2 separate regions of the Mus musculus genome follow, and region 1 is linked to region 2. The links are chromatin contacts, found by Hi-C in ENCODE. All regions are on one chromosome and are shown on one strand. Each heading gives the region's core, a stretch centred on a gene start or an enhancer-like site at or near the end of the contact. The rest is flanking DNA. Distances are from core to core; before and after follow the strand shown. Region 1 holds the start of 4933404K13Rik (RIKEN cDNA 4933404K13 gene). Region 2 holds the start of Bend3 (BEN domain containing 3).

Region 1 (3,659 bases), core at 540-3,039, 350 kb before region 2:
GTCCACCGCGGTGGGGAAGAATGGCAGTGAGCAGCAGGCATGGCGGCAAGAGCTGGAAGCTGAGAGACCTCATCTACAGCAAGAATGAAACAGAACTTGAAGTGGGGCAAGTCTGTGAACACTCAAAGCCAACCTCCAGAGACCCGAGGCTTTGCCTCTGAAGCCACCTCAAACAGCGCCACCAGCTGGCGACGGAGCGTTACTGCCTGAGCCCTTTGGAGGAAGTGACCACTGGGAGGATGCTTTTTTTGAAGGGCACTTCTCTGTCACCCCGCTGGGGCCCAGATACTTGCAGAGAGCTATTCTGTTCCACCATGTGCTCCCACACTTTCTGTCACATGGCTTGTCTTACTAAAGCCCAGAATCCACCCAGCATCAGCCAAAATAAATATTTCCTCCTTTAAGTTTTCCCAGGGTTTTTTTTTTTTTTTTTTTTTTTTTTTTTTTTTTTTTGCTTTGTTTTATTTAATTTTTTTGTCACAGTGACAGGAAGCTAATTAACACAGGGTGTATACCATGATATGGTTGTTCTTTTGCAGTTCTGGCCATGAACCAACATGGTAGGTAAGTCTTAACACTGAGCTACATCCCCTAGCCAAGAACTATTTTAGAACCAAATAAAGCTGCAGGTGGTGTTTCTATTTAAATCGACAGCTAAGTACCCGTTTTCAGGCCTCCTCTGCTCACCTTGGTTGATCCCAGGAGGCCTTCTGACTTATCTCCGCGTTAGCCCATTTCACAGTGGATCCAGTGAACCGTGCTTCCTGCTCCTCTTGGTCAGCTCTAGTTCCTTCTTACGTTTTGGTATAAAGTTCTGAGTATTAAATATTCTGTCTTTGGGAGGGCTCGGGTGGGAGGCAGGGAAGCCTTTGAGTAGTGGGGCCTTCGATGAGGCTTTGGGCCCCTGGAAGTGCACCATTTAAGAGGATAAGTGAGCACTTAAGCCTGTCTTCCTTTCTTTTTGTCCCCTCACTGTGAATTGAACGGCTTCAGCATCTCCTCCTTCAGTGATCCTTCAGCCTTCCCACCTGAACATGGCTGAAATTTGTGAATCCACGAGCCAGCGAAACCTTTCCTCTTTATAAACTGATCACCTCTGGGGCTTGCTATAGTGGTTGAATGTTGAGTAACACAGCCCTCCTCTGGAGACTGATCCTGGGACTTCTTTCACCGGTAAAATACAGCGAAGTTCTTGAGAGTCTCAACACAGGCAAAAGATTCCCTGCTTTAGGGGTAGCTGGGCACACTCTAAAAAGATAAGCCACCATGACCATGAGAAGAGCAAGAGAAACTATAAGGACTGAGAGATCCCTGGCCCACTGCTTCCTGATATGTCCGTACTGTATATAAAGACACCATCTTGAGTGGCCCAGTCAGCTGCGGGAAATATTTAAAAGATGAACCCACAATGCTCTGCAGGGCCGGATCACGCTCCCGCGCTCCTGCCGGCTCGCCAACTCTGGCCAAGCAGGACCACACAGCTCCCTCCGGGCCATCTCTCCAGCGTCCCCAGTTCCTCTCACTACCACGCAATGCCCTACGCATCCCATGGTTGGTCATCTCAACACCTAATTATCCGGTAGAATCAAGACTCTCAAAGCTTAACCAAGCAGATTTATGTATCAATAGAATTACAATTTACAAGATGCCAATACAATAATTTCAGAGCCAATTGATAATGATAAAAGTCTTATTCCAATATTTCTAACCTTATGAAATCAAGGCTACTTGTGGCTGGAAAATAAAACTCGGGTATACGTCAGCAGCCATTTTGCTTCTCCTCCCCTCTGACAAACTCTGAGACTCTTAGCCCCGCCTCCCGTTCTCTGTCCAATCACAGGTCTCCCACTGCCCTAATGTGATTGGACAGGGAAAATCCTGAAACAAGCAAAGATTGGTCACACCTGCCAACCCATATTTTATGTGTTTAATCTTTTGACATTACAACACGGCATTTTCATCTACAAAGTTCATGCTAAAAAAAATCCTGCAATCGTGTTATGAACACATGCACACACACACATATGCCACATATACACACACATGCACACACGTGCGCGCACTCACACCACACATACACACGCACGCACGCACACACACAACACATACACACATGCACGCACACACACACACACACACCACACTCACACAGACACACACACTTTCAGCAAGTTTACAAGTTTCAATCAGACCACTTTCATCACACATACACACACACATACACCACATATACACACACATGCACACATGCATGTACACATTACACACCACACTCTCACATACATGCACACCAAACTTTCAGCAAGTTTACAAATTTTGATCAGACCACTCTCATAACTATGTTTGGCCCAGAGGCCGTGTCTGGACACACTTGTTTCTCAAATTATAGAATTATGAGTAAGTAAGTGATTATGGCCAAGGAAAACCAACACATCTTTCTCTACCAAGTCATTTCAGTTGCTTCCTTCCAGACTTAGGTCAAACCACCTTCTCGGACAACTTACCCAACAAACACCGTGAAAAATCACATTACCTTAGAATTTGATATGAAGTTTGGATTACACAAAGCCAGGCCTGTTCTTGTTCAGTTTTGTACGGTAAACTGGTTAATACTGACCACTGTAAAGTAAGCTCAGGGTTGGAGAGTAGTGTGCCCATTTTTTCAGATGAAAACACTGGGGCACAGTGACTAAGCAAAGGCAGCTGTGTAAAAGTACACTTCTGAAAGCTCTCCCTCTATTCCCTGACAGAACTGTGCTCTAAGCACTAAGTGGTTTTGGTTTTTTTTTTTTTTTTAAATGCAGATGTGGCAAAGAACATTGTACATGTATTTTAGGCAAGAAGGAAGGGGAACGATATTAAACTCAGACACAGTAACTACTGTATATGGTTAACAGGCACAGGACCAGTAAGGTCTTGTGGACATGGGCATGGTGATCAGGCTGAGTTTGTGACAGTGGACTTGTGGCGAGTTTGATTGAAGAATGGGTCTCCTCCCAGTGAGATGCTTCTGGGCTATTTGATTGATTTTTATCCCTTTTAATAATAATAATAATAATAATAATAATAATAATAATAATAATAATAATAATATCTGTCTAGGATCTCTTCCAACAAATCACATGTAGATGGCCAAAAGAGGCTGTCATAGAATAAAACATTTCAAAATATGTTTACTGGCTACTCAGAAAAACATGGGTTTCCTGGTAAATTTCATATTAGGAGAGCAATGAAAGACCTTTCCAGGAAGCATGAAGTTCTCAGGGGTAATTTAGTTATAAACATATTTCCTTAATGGGATACAATTTGATTTTCTCATTACCTTTCGACAAGAACAGTAAGACACTGGTGGTTTAGTCAGTGAGTCGTGAAGCTTTCTCAGATGTTCAGTCTTGTGGGGAACACAGCAGCTGCCACCATCCACCTTCATTTTGCTGATGGGACCCAGAGGGCATAGAGACTGTCTGAGATCACGTCAGCAGCAGGAAGCTGGCTTGGTCTCCAGGTGCCTCGATCAGGCTTATGTGTTTGCATACATTGATACTTTTTGTGGCTCATGTAGATGTCTAGCAGAATTCTTTCTTGCTCTGTGTCACAGACTGCCAAGGGCCCAGTGTTTTGGAAAGCGTGGTCCTTGCTATTAGTGCTCATTCAGGAAG
Region 2 (3,620 bases), core at 1,026-3,525:
TGGACACCTTTAATACCTTCCCCCACCCCCATCCCACCTCCACCCCCTACAGGCAGGATCAGTCAGATCTCTAAGTTTGAGGCCAGCCTGGTTTACATAGCAATTCAAGGACGGGACAGAATTTAGGGACTCGGTATCAAGACCAAACAACAACAACAAAATGCCAGGTGTGGTGGGACAGATCTTTAATCCTAGCATTTGGTCGGTTTAGGCAGCTGGATCTCCAAGGCCAGCCTTGTTAAATCTCAGGCTCCAGGCCATTCAAAGCTACAGTGAAATGTAGACTTAAAACAAACAAACAAACAAACAAGGCATCTCTAGTAAAGCCCAAAGTGGTTCTTGGTGTGTCTTGGTCTCACATGAGAATATATATAAAAGTTTAGATTTTTAAAAATGCAAAAATAATTCTTAGGGCTGGGGATGTAACTTAGTTGGTAAAATGTTTGCCTACCGTAACTAAAGTCGTAATTTCGATCAAGTACCACAAAAATTAGGTGCAGTGCACATACTTGTAATCCCAAGTATGTAACTCCTGTAACTTGACAGGCGTTCAGGATCACGCAGGCCTATATAACAAAAAAGTCTGAGGCCAGCAGGGACCACAGGAGACTGTCTCAAAAAAGGAAAACAAAAAAACAAAAAAATCCTGGCTAAATCCCAGTATTCGAGGAAGCTGAAGTCCTGTAAGGTTTACACATGAAACTCTAAAACGAGGGGCTGGAGAGATGGCTCAGCGTTTAAGAGCACTTGTGGCTCTTGCAGAGGTCGTGGGTTGTGTTCCCATCACCCACGTGGCTGCTCCCAACCATCTATCTGTAAATCCGATGCCCTCCTCTGACCTCTTAGGAGACCAGGCATGGATATGGCGCATATATATGCAGTCAAAACACATACACCGAAAATGAAGCTTAAAAACAAAACCCAAACACCTATGAATTAAAAGTGGAAAGTCGCAAAAAGAGAAAAACTGCAGGCATGGAACCGAAACAGAGACAAACCTAAAACCTCTATCTGGGACATTTCCACACGTTCCCCACTCGCCTGGGTTTTCTGGGTCTTTATAGATTTCTGGCACCCTCCCCTCTACTCAGTGACGTGTTACTTGTAGGAAAACATTCAAAAGTTACTTCTAAAAGGAAGTTCTCTGACTTCCAAACAGTGAACATTAATTCTGAGCATCTCTGGTTGGCCTCCACCTCCAAAATACTCCCAAGCGGGCCACCTGAGCGATCAAACTTCTACTTTAGGACAAACTTAAAAAAAAAAGAAAAAAAGAACTCAGATGAGTTGAGTCCCAGCCCACAAGGCCTTCACAACTCCGCGCCTCACAGCCCGAGCCAAGTCTGCGTGGGAAATTACGTCGATCGTGGCGGGCACAAGTCACGAGGGGCGGCGAGCGCCCCGGCCCGGCTCCACCGCCCGCCAGGAAGGCCTCGCGCTCGCTGGGGTGCACACCCAGAGCGCCGCGCTGGACCCGCCTCCAGCCGGGCAGCGGGAACCACGGAGCGCCGTGGAACGGCCCGGGAGGGTGCCGCGCCCCCTGGCGGCGGGGCTCGCCGCACCCCGCTCCCAGCCGCCGGCAGCCTCGCTCCCTCCGCTGCCTCCCCGGGGCAGCGTCCCTCCGAGCGGCGGCTCTCCGGCCTCTGGCTCCCCGCCCTTCTGCTCCCTCTGACACCCCTCCATCGCCGCCACAGGCCGGTCGAACGCGAGCGCTCCGGCGCCGCGCAGTTGCTCCCCGGCGGCCCTCGGCCGCTCCATCGCCGGCCCGCCGGGGGTGGAGAGCCGGCGCGCGGCGCGAGTGGGGCCGGCCTGGCGGCGGCGGCGCGGACCGTTCCACCGTGCGTCCTCCCCTCCCTCCTCCTCCTCCCTGGCCGCGGCGCGCGTGCTCCCGGAACGCCATGGAGTCGCGGCGTTCCGAGCGGGCACAAAGGGGCGCGCGGCACAATGGGGCGCGACGAGCCCGTGGGCGCCCGCTCCCCCTTCCAGCCCGCGCGGAGGCGGCGAGCCGCTCGCAGGCGGCCCCGACCGGGGCCCACACTCACCTGGGACGAGAGTTGTTACTTTGCGGAGCGGGACCCGCGCCGAGTTCGGGCGCCACGTGCGGGGGGCGGGCGCGCGGGCCGCAGTGGGGGCCGAGCGCGCAGGGCCTGGCCGGGGCGGCCCCGCCGACTGGCTGGGGGCGGCGGGCGGGCGGGCGCCGTGTATTTTCCCCTCTCTTTGTGTGTGTCCGTGCGCTGCGCTCTCGCGTGACGTGACGGGACTCCGTGTGTCATTTCCGCACAAGGACACAGGAGCCCCCGCTGCAGTGGAACCTCAAGCCCTCCGCCCCCACCGCGCCGCCCCTCCCCCTCAGCGGGGCACACGCGGGACCAGCGGCGGCGGCGGCGGCGGCGCTCGGGCGTGAGCGACCGCGGCGGGGAGCTGGGGCGCGCTGCGGGGCGGGTGCGCTCGGCCTGCACAGCGCGGCTCCACGTGGGCCCGCGCCGGCTGCCGGCGGACCAGGGCGGCTCTCACCCACGGGAAAGCGCCCCGCGGCATTCTCGGCTACGTGCTCTCCGGGCTGGAGCGTGGCCCCGGCGCCTCTTTCTCTACTTTTTCTCTAACCCCGGGGGGTGGGGGTGGGAGGCAACGCGCCGTGTCTTTTCCGCCCGCGCCCCCCGCTTTTGGGGCGCTCGGCTGTGGCGCCGCACCATCGCACGGACCTTCCCGTGCCACGCCGGGCACAAAGACTTCGGGGTGCGCCCCCCCTCCAGTTCTGCATGGATTCGTGGTTGGGGGGGTATACTGGAGAGCGACCCCGGGCTCTGGGGGAGCCCTGGCCACTCCCCCGGCAGGGTGGCCGCCCTCTCCCGTAAAGCCTGAGTTCCGAGAGCCCAAGTTTTGCCGCTTGAGGCTGCGGAGCGAAGCACGCGCTTGGGGACCCTCATGCCACCAACTCAGAGCCACGGGGCTCAGCGCGGAAAACTGGGAGACTCCAGTCGCCGAGTTAGTTAAGACCGACCGTCTCCTAGTTTCCCGGACTGCAGAGTCGGAGTTGAGAAATAAGAAACCAACCCCTCGCAGTTCTCCAACTTTCGGGGACTTGGGGTGGGGGTGGAGGGAAAAGAAAAGCCCAAGTCAACTTTTAAGCTGCGTGCCTGGTTTTGGTAAACAATGAGAACGGAAAAAAAAATTTTTTTAATCCTTTAATTTGCCGATGGAAAAAAAATGTCTAAAAAGAAAAATGCAAATGATCCCATCTGCTGCCTACAGCTGACTGGCTGCGAGAGAGGACCATGTGGCCCGGCCCGGCGCGGTCAGTGAATACGTAGAATAGATTTTAAAAGGACGTACATGCTGGCTCCTAGCTGCCCAGTCGCGGCCTAAGGTTGGAATTAACGCGTAGTCAGAGATTATTGTGTCTTCACACAAATTGGGAATTTAATCATTACGCAAGTTCCTCGCCTTCTGGTTTGAAATCTAATGGCGCAGAGTTGGACCTTGGAGGGACTGTGGAACGTTCTGGAGAGGTGTTTGGGTTGCAGACTTGGAGAAGTCAGTACTAATTGCTATGCAAAATTAGCTAGCAGCTTGAAGAAAGGAGCCCAGCATCCTAGGGGTGCTTTTATAAGAGAATCTAT

The links. Hi-C counts contacts between places; a loop is a spot of excess contacts on that map.
Region 1: a map of v-Abl transformed pro-B cells shows a loop between it and region 2 (5-fold over the local background). The contact joins the promoter of 4933404K13Rik here to the promoter of Bend3 in region 2. A Hi-C loop is called at or near these places in 1 of 37 maps with a recorded cell type or tissue (v-Abl transformed pro-B cells).

Annotation. Positions count from the first base shown.
Region 1 is chr10:43,824,037-43,827,695 of GRCm38, reverse strand. It overlaps 4933404K13Rik (RIKEN cDNA 4933404K13 gene), which reads right to left and starts at 1,789. Exons shown (of 3, transcript NR_131055.1): 1 at 1,710-1,789.
Region 2 is chr10:43,477,795-43,481,414 of GRCm38, reverse strand. Bend3 (BEN domain containing 3) reads right to left here and starts at 2,275. Exons shown (of 4, transcript NM_199028.2): 1 at 2,043-2,275.